Linked DNA regions of Homo sapiens: region 1 is linked to region 2. A link is a contact called in ENCODE Hi-C or POLR2A ChIA-PET data. All regions are on one chromosome and are shown on one strand. Each heading gives the region's core, a stretch centred on a gene start or an enhancer-like site at or near the end of the contact. The rest is flanking DNA. Distances are from core to core; before and after follow the strand shown. Region 1 overlaps LOC105377407 (a long non-coding RNA gene). Region 2 has its middle 340 kb from the start of LINC01091.

Region 1 (5,663 bases), core at 1,539-4,038, 74 kb after region 2:
CATACAACTCTGTGTCTACATACCACATTTCATCTAACTTATTTATTTGCAGTTCCCCTAATACACATGCTATCTCATGCACCTGTTTGTGTTTACTATTAAATTCATCTAACACCATTGGCTTACTTTAACTGATCCATCAAAATTCATCTCAGATTTTACCTCTTCCCATGTCTTTTTTTGTGTTCTTCCTAGTGGTAACAGTGTTAACTCTGTCTTACTCACTAAACAGACTTTCAAAAGGCATTTGCTATATCTTTTATCTCAGGATATTCAGGACTTCCATGATGACTGGACTATTGTAGAAACTAAATATTATTTTACCAAATTAAATGACATCAGAGAGAGATATATATATTTATTTGAAAGTTGAGTAAACTAAGGTTCCGAGGGGTTAAGCAATTTGTTGAATGTTAAACTGCTAGTAATTAGCAGACGTGTAACAACTCTTCACTGTTCTTTAGTTTACATTCTCAGGACTTAATAAAAAGCATAAAATGTAGAGGAGACTCAATATATATTTGTTGAAAGGAGAAATGGAAAAAGAAATTAGAAAAGTCTCAATCTTTTTAAACAAAATGCTACAAAGAAGTGAATTTCAAAATAGTACAAAGGAGGAAAGCTATAATATATTATTTTATAGCAAAAGTATCTTATTATGAAATGTAATAAATGATTTGAAGCAAATTTTTGAGTGTGGCATTTTGATTTTATAGGGAGCCAAATTGTATCTGTGTTTTTCATTCTTTAAATGTGCCATGTAGTTAATTATATTGAATAATATCAAATTAAAATTAAGATACAAATAACTTCCATGTGTAAAGGAAAGTAAACATCTCCCAGATTTATAGTAATATTTTGAATGTCTAAAATATTTTCTCATAAGCATGTCTTTTAAAATTAGTAAACCTATGGAGATTACTATATGACATAGACAGGATTTGAAAACATGCCCTGATGATCTCCATCCTGGTGTTATGCCTCATGTAATTTCTTCCCTTTGAGTGAGGGAAGGGCCTATGATTTGTTTTTTTGTCAAAAGAATATGGCAAAGGTGATAGGATATCACTCCCATGTTTGTACTATGCTTTATAAGACTTCTTTTAGCAGACTAGAGCCAGAGTGTCTCCCTTGCTGGCTTTGAAAAACTAATATGCCATGTTATGAGAGGGCCTGTGAGAGCATCACCTGACAGGGAACCTTGGTGGTCTGGAAGCTGAGAGTAGCCCCAGTTTCTAGCCAGCAAGAAAATGGTGAAGTCAGTCGTACAACCACAAGGAGTTGATTTCTTCCAGTACTCATGTGAGCTTGGAATAGACCCTTAGCTTCAGAAAGGAATGTAGCCTGGCACTCACCTTAATTTTCTCATCCTTGTGAGTTTGAGCCAATGATACAGTAAAAGTGAGCCTGTACTTAATGATCCACAGTGACTTTAAGATAATACGTGATGTTTTAAAACTTGCTAAGTTTGTGGCAATATGTTATGCATCAGTATAAAATGACTGCAGGTGCCTCTTCAACCTGTTTAATATGACAAGACTTGCTATAAACTTCTGAATTTTGAGAACAAATAAATACATTAACTTTTGAAAGGCAAAGCTTAAAAGCATTAAAGGAAAATAAAACCTATGATATCTTAAATAATTTGGGTTCCAAAAAATGACCAACAAATTGTTATGAGAAAAATACATGATAAATCAACTGAATGAATGAAAATGAATAGCAATGTTATATATTCATTTTAATGAAATGGAAAATAAAGGAAAATGCAACCATGTTTATCTTGGGTTTAAATCAGTATTCATTCACTGCTCTGTTTTAAAGTACTTTATGGTTATGGTTGTTTTACAAACCATGGCAGCTCAATCTCTATTTTATTTAGAAAAGCAAAAATATGTCAAAAATAAATAAAAGTTATACAAAACAAGCAATAATTTTTAGAGAAATAATGCAAACTTCAATTACTTCTAATATTATTTAACACTGAATATCAATAATCAGCTTCTCTAAAATAATTATGTCTTATATTGATCCTTTCCCAAACATATTTCTTCCTTTCACAGGATATTAAACATCTGATTGGGTCAATATAAAAAAATAACTTCTAACATTTACTTTAAGAATTTTTCAACTTAAGTTTAAGAATATAGCAGAATAAAGCTTAAAGAAAAGAAATGTTGAAGCAATCAAACACTTAGTAGTTTTAATTCCTGATTTCCAAAACTTATCAGAGGGAAAAATTAAAAATGGCCTATACATATTTTAGACTGTTATGTTCAATATAAAAATTCAGATGTAACAGACACCTTATTTGGAAATTTGGTAGATAGAATCTGTCAGGGTTGATCACAACTTGGAGAAGAGACCCAGAGACTGTTACATTGGGCTTGGGACTATGAGAATTTTATTTACTTAAAAAAAGTATGGAGAATTTAAATGCTCAAAATTTGCTATTTTAGGACACATGAAACTGAAGTAATGACTTTTATAGCTGCCTAACTACCTCTCATTTGTAGTTTTAAAATATTAAAATTAAGAATATTGGAAATAAATAAATGATACCCTAAAAATTTCTCTTCCAACTGTGTGAAAAATACAACAGTTTCATGTTACTATCACCTCTCCTATTTTTCTTGTCTTAACAAGACTTTGCTAGTTCCAAATTCTTAAGTGTTCTGAGTAGTCATGACATTATCATTCTGTATTTGTGATAGAATGACTAGCCTTAGATAGCTCATAGAAATTGTTATTCATTTCTTGCTTCATGATGTTCAGGGTACAATATGTACCAACACTTTTTTCTCTGTTTTCCTTCCTGCAGCTGATCTGATATTAAAGTGCTGGCTTTAATAAGTTTCCACTTCAGTCTAAAATAGATAATGTAAGAAACCAGAAAGCAGAGGCTGCCAAAGCTCACTGTTTCCTGAAACCAGATTGCTATTTTACTTCTTCCATTGTGAGAAAACACAGGCCTGCAGAACCTGCCCCACCTCTTCCTCAGAGTCAATTGCACCGTCTGTGATCCAGTCACTTCACTGAGGAAGTGCTCTATGTTGAGGGCTATCATCCAATTTCACTTCTTACTTTATTGTTTGCTTTTTTGTTTAAATTTCATTGCTTTCACATCTGGCTGGTGCAGCTTTTATGTGGTATTAAAAGTATGTGTCCAAATATGTGTCCCAGATGAACATCCTGTTTGCCTTTTGATTTAAATTTCTGTTTAGTAAACCTTTGTGGTTTGGATACAGTGAGGAGTATTTTCGGCAGAACTCCCTACCCACTTCCTCAAAAATAATGACTCCCCTGTCCATTCCTCCCTTCCTTACGTCCTCTGCTAAATTAATACTGTCTATCAGATGCATTCTTAGTGATATTCAAGAATATTACCTCCTCTCATGGTGATAAAAATCTATATCTAAAACATTACCGTTTCAGAAGCTCTTTCCACAAAAAGGCTATTTTACATGCTCTGTCATTAGCAGCAAATTGAAAATGTACCCATCAGGCCCTGGTAGAAAAATAACCAGTTTTTGAATTATGAGATATTTGCTTCATTCAGAGAAACATAAACAATGGCTTTTGAAAAAATAGGTTAGCAACTGTATTTTTTCTAGTCAAAATCAGAAAAGAAATATGGTTAAGGTATTTTAAAAATATTTCCTGCAAATTGGTCACAGAAATTCTATCACAGATGAATATATTTACTTGACATATTGCATAAAATTATTTTTTTAAATAACTGTGGTTTAAGCCAATTTTTTTGAAGCAAAATCTTTGGTTGTTCTTGGCATTTCTTAATTTGCTTACTTGGGGGTATTCTCCCCAAATCCACACATATAATTTTCATTGCCTCTAAAAGGGGTTATGAACACACATCTGAAGGAGAATTGACCACTTGTTTTTTGATGTTTTAAAGCCAACTAAAGCATAAACCTCTTGTTTCCTTTCTGATCCCAGGCTTTTTCAATAAGAACAATGCTTATGCAAGATTTCCTAGGGGGATTTTGTGGTTTGAGGTTTTAATAATCTAGGCTAAAATTCAAATAGGAACCACAGCTGCTTGGATAAGACTCTTAGACCTTTTCATTTGAACTGTAGTGAACTTACCAGAATTTTTAACTATTCTGAGCTCTATCTGATATACAAGCAGGGCATGTGGTAGCTGTATTTCCCACATAAGAATATCTGTATACTTGCAAATTGTATAAAATAATATAAAATAATATGCATGTTTCCTTTAATACTTGTTAACTTGTTTAAAACAGATTTGACTCTTTTAAACAGCGATGAATATTGGTGTTCTGATTCAGTAAGGGGAAGCTATGAAGAATACTTTAACAATTAGATCTTCAGGACTGTTAAAATAGAATCTCTTCATTTTCTGAAAAAAAAAATAAGCTATGTCTTTGCTATATTACTCTTTCATGATACTTTTTATAAAATTGATTTTGTATACAGATGCCCCTTTACTTGATGGGGTTAAGTCTCTATCTTTAAGCCAAAAATGCACTTAATACACCAAACCTACTGAGCATCATAACTTAGCCTAGCCTAGCTTAAATGAGCTCAGAAAACTTACATTAACCTGTAGTTAGACAAAATTATCTAACACAAAGCCTATTTTATAATAAACTGTTGGATATCTCATGTAATTTATTGAATGCTATACTGAAAGTGAAAAACAGAATGGTTGTATAAGTACTCAACATACAGTTTCTGCTGAAAGCATTTTGCTTTTTCACCATTATAAAGTTGAAAAATAGTAACTATTGTAAGTCAGTGACCATCTGTACTTCTAAAATAGTAGTATTGTGTTTAAAATGTAAGATTTATTGAAGAATCTAGGCTTTACCGATGCCACTGGCCAACCAGAGTCCCCTGTTACCAGCCATGGTCAACCCCACCGTATTCTTCTACATTGCCATCCCTGGTGAGCCCTTGGGCCCCAACTCCTTCGGGCTGTTTGCAGAAATAATTCCAAAGACAGCAGAAATATGTAGTGCTCTGAGCACTGGAGAGAAAGGATTTGTTATAAGGGTTCCTGCTTTTGAAGAATTATTCCAGGGTTTATGTGTCAGGGTAGTGAGTTCACATGCCATAATAGCACTGGTGGCAGGTCCATCTATGGGGAGATATTTGATGAGGACTTCAACTTGACGCATACAGGTCTAGCATCTTGTCCACAGCAAATTCTGTACCCAACACAAATGATTCCCAGTTCTTCATCTGCACTGCCAAGACAGAGTGGTTGGATGGCAAGCATGTGGTCGTTAGCAAGGTGAAAGATTGCATGAATATTGTGGAGGCCATGGAGCGCTCTGAGTCTAGGAATGGCAAGACCAGCAAGAAGATCGCCATTGCTGACTGTGGACAACTCTAATAAATTTGACTTGTGTTTTATCTTAACCACCAAATCATTATTTCTACAACTCAGGAGAGCGCCCCTCCACCTCATTTGCTCGCAGGGTCCTAGAATCTTTGTGCTCTCACTGCAGTCCCTTTGGCTTCCATATTTTCCTTATTCCCTTCCATGCTTAGCTGGATTGCAGAATTAAGTTTATAATTCTGAAACAAAAACTAAATAACAAAAAAGAAGATCTATTGAACAGTCTGTTCACCAAGTTCCTGAAGTATGAAATACATTAAATTATAGCCATCAGGTA
Region 2 (5,619 bases), core at 2,659-5,158:
GGACATGAGTTACAATTAATGCTCTTTTAGCAGTTGCCATCTGCAGATGGCTAAGTGTTAACCAGCTCAGTGGAGAGTCAGGGTGACAGTCTTTCACACTCATCCCTCTTGGTACTGGGGTCCCTGTCTGGCATCCGGGAAGAATCAGGTGACATGGACTTGAAGGATGGTGAATGTGGACGTTTTATTGAGTGTGGAGGTGGCTCTCAGCAGGGTGGGGAGCTGGAAAAGGGATGGAGTGGGAAGATTATCCTCCCCTGTAGTTCAGCTGTCCCCAGTCAAACTCCTCTCCAGCAGTCCAGCTGCCTCTTCAACATTCAGATGTTTCTTCCCTTCTCTCCTCTACTGCACAACTCTGCTCCTCTGCCAGTGGACTTTGGGGTTTCTGAGGGTACAGGATGCAGGGGCGTGATGGGCCAGGGTGATTATGAAAAAAGCAACATTTGGGCACGAAAACAGGAATAACTGTTCTCATTTAGGGCCACAGTTTCCAGGCTTGAGGGTGGGGGCTTTGCTGGGGAACCGCCCTCTCTACCTAGTGTTTCCTTGCCTCCTGTCTGTATCAGTAATATTAAAAAACTGGAAATAATTCACCAGATTTTCTTATGGTTGACTTGGTATCACACGAGTTTCTGAGTATCTTTATACTGAAAACATCAACAACATTAAGTATATCTCATGCTTTCCTGAGAGCAGAATGAGACTTTTGGCAGAGGTTTCAGTATTTAAGTTCCTAAATTATCTTGTCTCTGTGAAAATTCTGCATTATCCATAGTTGTCAATCTGATTGGACAGGATATATGCTAATAAAAATTTCACTTTTAAAAATTATCACCCAAATGTTTTCTATGGTGTGGATATCCACTCAATTGTATGTTTTCTAGACATAGAGTACTTCTTCCTACTCTTTCAATCCAATTTGTTTATTTAAAAAAAGTATAGTCTTTCAGAAAAATATTCTAGTCTCTAAATATTTTAGAGAAATATGATCTGATTGTTATCACCAAATTCATTGTATTTAATACTTTACATTAAAATATCAAGGTTTTTTTTCTTCTTATCAATACACTTTACATTGGTATATCAACCAAAAACACATATAGTTATTTTGTATTATTTCATATTATTTTCTTTTGAGAATTATTATATGTCCTTCACTTTATTCACTTTATTTCACACCTATAAGTTAACTTCTTTCTTTTTAAATTTAATTTAAAGCTTTGAGTTCAGGTAGGTTGAAGTTTCCTCAGTCCAACATGATCTTCATAGGTCTTATGAGATGATTATGATTCCTAGCTAGGAACTCACTGCCCAAGTTTGTAAAAGCATTGTCCAGAAATCCAATGGTTGCTTTACAGAGTCAGTTATTGACTTTCTATATCTATACTTTCTTTCCAAGGAAGCCAATGTCAAGTGGATAAGAGAGAGATAACACCCTGTCTCTTTCCCTAACTCTTCCATTTTCTTACCCAGTTTTTCAAAGCTGCTAAATTCCAACTTTTTTTTTTTTGGCTCAAAAGCAATATTGTATGTGTTATAATGATGGTGTATATAAAAAGAATAGTGATGCCAGGAAGCAAATCTAAATCAGTAAAATATAAAAAACCCATTTGTCTTAACTAAAGAAACCATAGAAGCCTTTCCCCCCTCCTTTTTCCTACTAGGTTAGGTACATAAACCCCTAATTCTAACCATCCTTCTAAGTTACTCATCATTGAGTATGTTGTATATGCAAATATGTAGGTATGTATGTTGTATATGCAAATAAATATTTTCTTCTGCTTCTGGAATCATGCCCATAGTCCATCCAGAAATAAGTAGGAAGGATGAAGGGCAAAGGATTTATGCCAACAATTCACTCAACAAATTAACAACAACAACAAAAATGAATCTTTTCAAAAATTAAGCAAACAATAGCTTTCCAGAGACTTCATCTAGTAGTCTTCTGCTTTCATCTGATTGGCCATAAATCTGCCTCGAGACTATCTCAACGTGCTGAAGTACCTGGGGAAGTGATTAGTTTGAACTGGGCACATAACCATGCTGAAAAAAATCAGCTTTGCTAGAAAGAAAGAGGGAGAAAAAGATGTTGGCTTGCACCAAGTAGTGTTACCACAACTGCCTCCCTGGGATAGATATAATGAAAATACTTACAGCACAGAGAAAATAAAAGCTTTCCAGCTCTATTTTATGAGAAAATAACTTGGAAAAAATGGCAGTGAAAAAATTTCAACCATTGTTTCAAAATATTGGAATGAGTAAATTTAAGAAAGTATTTTAAACTTTGAGATAAGCACAAATTTGACATCTTTTTTTTTTTTTTTATTTCTCTACCTCCCCCCTCCCTTCCTTACTTCTTTTCTGCTTGTAAAATTATAAATGGGTCCAGAGTCTTTTCGTTGCCTAGCACATTGTTTATCAAACTGTGCTCAGGAGCATCATCAGCAGCTGCTGCAGGGAAGCAGGGCCCACAGCGGGGCTTTGATAGCCACTCCCCTTCAAACACAGCAGCTCTGCTGTTGGAGCATTTCTGTCAGGGCACTTCGAAGGGTGGTTGCTCCAAAAGAATTGGAAAGCCACCATATTAAGTCTAATTCTCTAATTTTACAGAAAAAGAAGCCAAATAGAAGTTAAGAAAATTGACCCAAGGCCCAAAGGAACACCAGGGATTAAGCCCTGCTTTTATTTATTTTATATTTTAGTATTTCCGCCTGAAGCTGAGTCTTCTAACTCAGCTTCAACACATTGTTACTAAGTTATCACTGTGATGGTTATTTAAAGAAATTAGCAAATTAAGAGGCTTGGAATAGAAATTCACCTTCTGAATTTTAGCCCAATTAATTGCTATATAATACATGTCTAGTGAAAAATATATTTTGGCATCAGACTCATGGTTATTTTCAGATAGAGATTTTGACTATGCAAAAAGATGACTATGAGATAACATAGCAATCTTTTTCTCCAATAATCCTACATATTCAAATTAAGGGTGAATGATTTATCCATGTGACAAGATATATGGTAAAACAATATTACCCAACACTATATTAGGCACTTGTGTCTCCTGCTTTAGGGATCGCAGAAACTTTCTGTGCCTGGAGGGTATAGTGCCAAATACCAGCCCTATATATATTCAGAAAACACTTTTCTGCATTTCCATTACCTTTCTTCAGTGTTTTTGGCAGAAGTGGTGAAGATTTTGTTACTAGGCACTATAATAATGATGGCACTGGTGCCAATATTTTCCTCTAAGAAGAAAATAATAATTGCATTCACTATATTTAACCTGCCTGGCCAAAATAATTTCTGCTTAAAACCACAATGATGAAGCTAGGAAGTGTGACATTTTTGGTTTTCCTACCAAAATCAGTTAAAAATCTTGTTTTGAATTTGATATAGGTTATTATGATGAAATTCTTATTGGCTTTAATTTATTTGGCTTATGATTTTAATTATGTATTCATTTTTATAACAGCTTGCAGCTGATTAGTATTTTGTCAGGATGGCAAGCAAGGATATGTGTATTCCTTAATATTTGCTCTGAATTATTTGTTTATTATTCTTAATAACTTCTTGAAAAATCTTAATCAGAAAGAAGTTATAGAACAAAGAACTCCAGCCTTGGTCATAACATGAGGAAATAATTTTAGCATTCTGAAAATATGCTGAAGGATGAGACCAGCAAAAATAGGGCGGGGCTTCAACAGCCTTCTCTCTGTACAAACAACAGCTGGATGTGCCTGTTGCCACTGGTGGGGATGGTAATGATGGAAAAAAAACAATGTTTTTTTTTTAGTGTTGGAAAGTTTTCAGTGAAATCATGATGTCACCAGGATATGTTTTGTCTGTGACTATAATTTGCATAAGTTCCTTCCCATGGAACTATGTAAAATACAAAGGAATGTTTTATAGTACGTTTTGCCTCTGTGATGCCAATGCTCTTAACAGTCCATGAAGTAGACATCATGAGCAAAGAATTTCTTTTGTACATTCTCTCAAAGTAAGAACTAATGAAAAAGGAAAGAAAAAGGCTGTGCAAAGACTATAACTTTCACATTGTACTCACAGAAACAACAAGACTGTTTTGCATTCCTGATCTTTGACTAATATTTTAACTTTGTACTACATATTTTTGAGACCAGGATCTACATTCCTTTGTACTTATAGTTTGAGATGTGTTCTCATTTTATTGTTCTTCCTGTTATAATTACTTTGTGCGTTTTTTCAAATTCCTGTCTTTGAAAGATTTCAGTCATCAATCAAAAAGTATTTGAGACAAATTTTGGAGGTTTGGTTTGATATGAAATAAAGAAATGTCTTGATGTAGAGTAGAGGAGTTCAAGTATCCAATAAAATGTCTGGAAATCAAGAGCCATTGAGTGCTTACCCAAGAATTTTAATTTCAAAAATACTATTTGAACCTTGTGGACATGTTCAAGTTGGCTCATGAGTCTCCATGTGAATCAGATGATATAAATAAAATAATGAGGGGCATGGTCAGGTGAAGTGGTGTAAACATCAATGTGCCAGAGACATCCATCTCTAACTTCCACAATACTTTTGCAAATGTAATAGTTGAAAATAATTATTTTACATTTACTGATGACTTTTATTTCTGGTAATATAGCTGATTAGGTGATCTGAATCAACATTCCCATTGGAAACAAATAAGAAATACTGGGTAAAAGTTTTCAAAAAATTATTGAAAGCACCAAATAAGTGGGAACATTAAAAGGCTTCACAGGACAACTTCTAACAAAAAGCGGGAACCTGGAGCAGTAAGGCAATTACTGAAGCCATTTTTATCCTGAAAGCCTTTGTTGAACTCGGTAAACTTGACCTTCAGTTTTGAGGTCTCCACTAGAACATAAAGTTCTGAAGTCAAGGCTCAGGGTCTGCCCAGGGCGAGGAGTCAAGTAGCAGCTCTTCCCTGAAAGCTGAAGTAGCAAAAAGCTATATCCTCAGGATAAAGGTGAACAGGAATTAAACTATCCCCATCCGTCTCACCCCAGAAGAGTGCAAAGAAATTGGCCTCAACCCTGAGCCAAGCTAGAGGAAAAAACAACTTCCTGAGATGTTGTAATGACTGCCAGCTGTCTCATGGATTTATAACAACAATTAACACTATCTGTATTTATCATGCAGTGTAAACTGTGATTTAATTTTCAGCAATTCTTTAATTATTTAAATGATTGGTAGTGTTTCCAGGTACCTGGCAGAAACAAACGTGAATGTTTTTTGGAGGCATCTGCCTTAACCTTAGGCTTCAAAATTGGTTACAAATAAGTAACCCCCAACACCTTGAAAAAATAATCAAAGCATACAAAGGGGAAAAAAACCACAAGAGCAGAACAAGAAGGAAGAACAGACAACACAAAGATACCTGCAAAAAATTTCTCCTATTTTTGAAGCAAATATGAGAAAACAAAGTCCTCTGAATATTCAAAGCCCGACCCTCCTTATACCCTCTGACGGAATATAATCGACTGTGTTATTTCTCCTTTCCACCATTATTTTTGTTTACTCACTTCTTGTTTACAAAGAAATCCTCCTGTATTGAAAGAATAATGTAGGGCCTCATGCTGTAGGGCCTCATTCAAAGTCTCTTTGAAGAAAACA

What was found. Hi-C counts contacts between places; a loop is a spot of excess contacts on that map. ChIA-PET counts read pairs that join two places held with the same protein, here RNA polymerase II (POLR2A). Pooled maps may share reads with other maps.
Region 1: a map of endothelial cell of umbilical vein shows a loop between it and region 2 (7-fold over the local background). The contact joins two enhancer-like sites. A Hi-C loop is called at or near these places in 7 of 168 maps with a recorded cell type or tissue (cardiac septum, endothelial cell of umbilical vein, heart left ventricle and 1 more) and 7 of 50 pooled maps. POLR2A ChIA-PET finds 5 or more read pairs at or near these places in 1 of 52 experiments (PC-9).

The regions. Positions count from the first base shown.
Region 1 is chr4:124,057,608-124,063,270 of GRCh38, forward strand. The region is part of intron 2 of LOC105377407 (a long non-coding RNA gene); the gene reads right to left. It also overlaps the pseudogene PPIAP76. Among named protein-coding and RNA genes, the nearest start is that of LINC01091, 410 kb to the left of the region's middle. Within about 2 kb of position 2,789, at least 16 of the 41 ENCODE cell types and tissues checked have a DNase peak (open chromatin) inside an H3K27ac peak, as active enhancers do; they include endothelial cell of umbilical vein and heart right ventricle, where a contact is called at or near this core.
Region 2 is chr4:123,982,628-123,988,246 of GRCh38, forward strand. No RefSeq gene overlaps it. Among named protein-coding and RNA genes, the nearest start is that of LINC01091, 340 kb to the left of the region's middle. Within about 2 kb of position 3,909, at least 14 of the 41 ENCODE cell types and tissues checked have a DNase peak (open chromatin) inside an H3K27ac peak, as active enhancers do; they include endothelial cell of umbilical vein and heart right ventricle, where a contact is called at or near this core.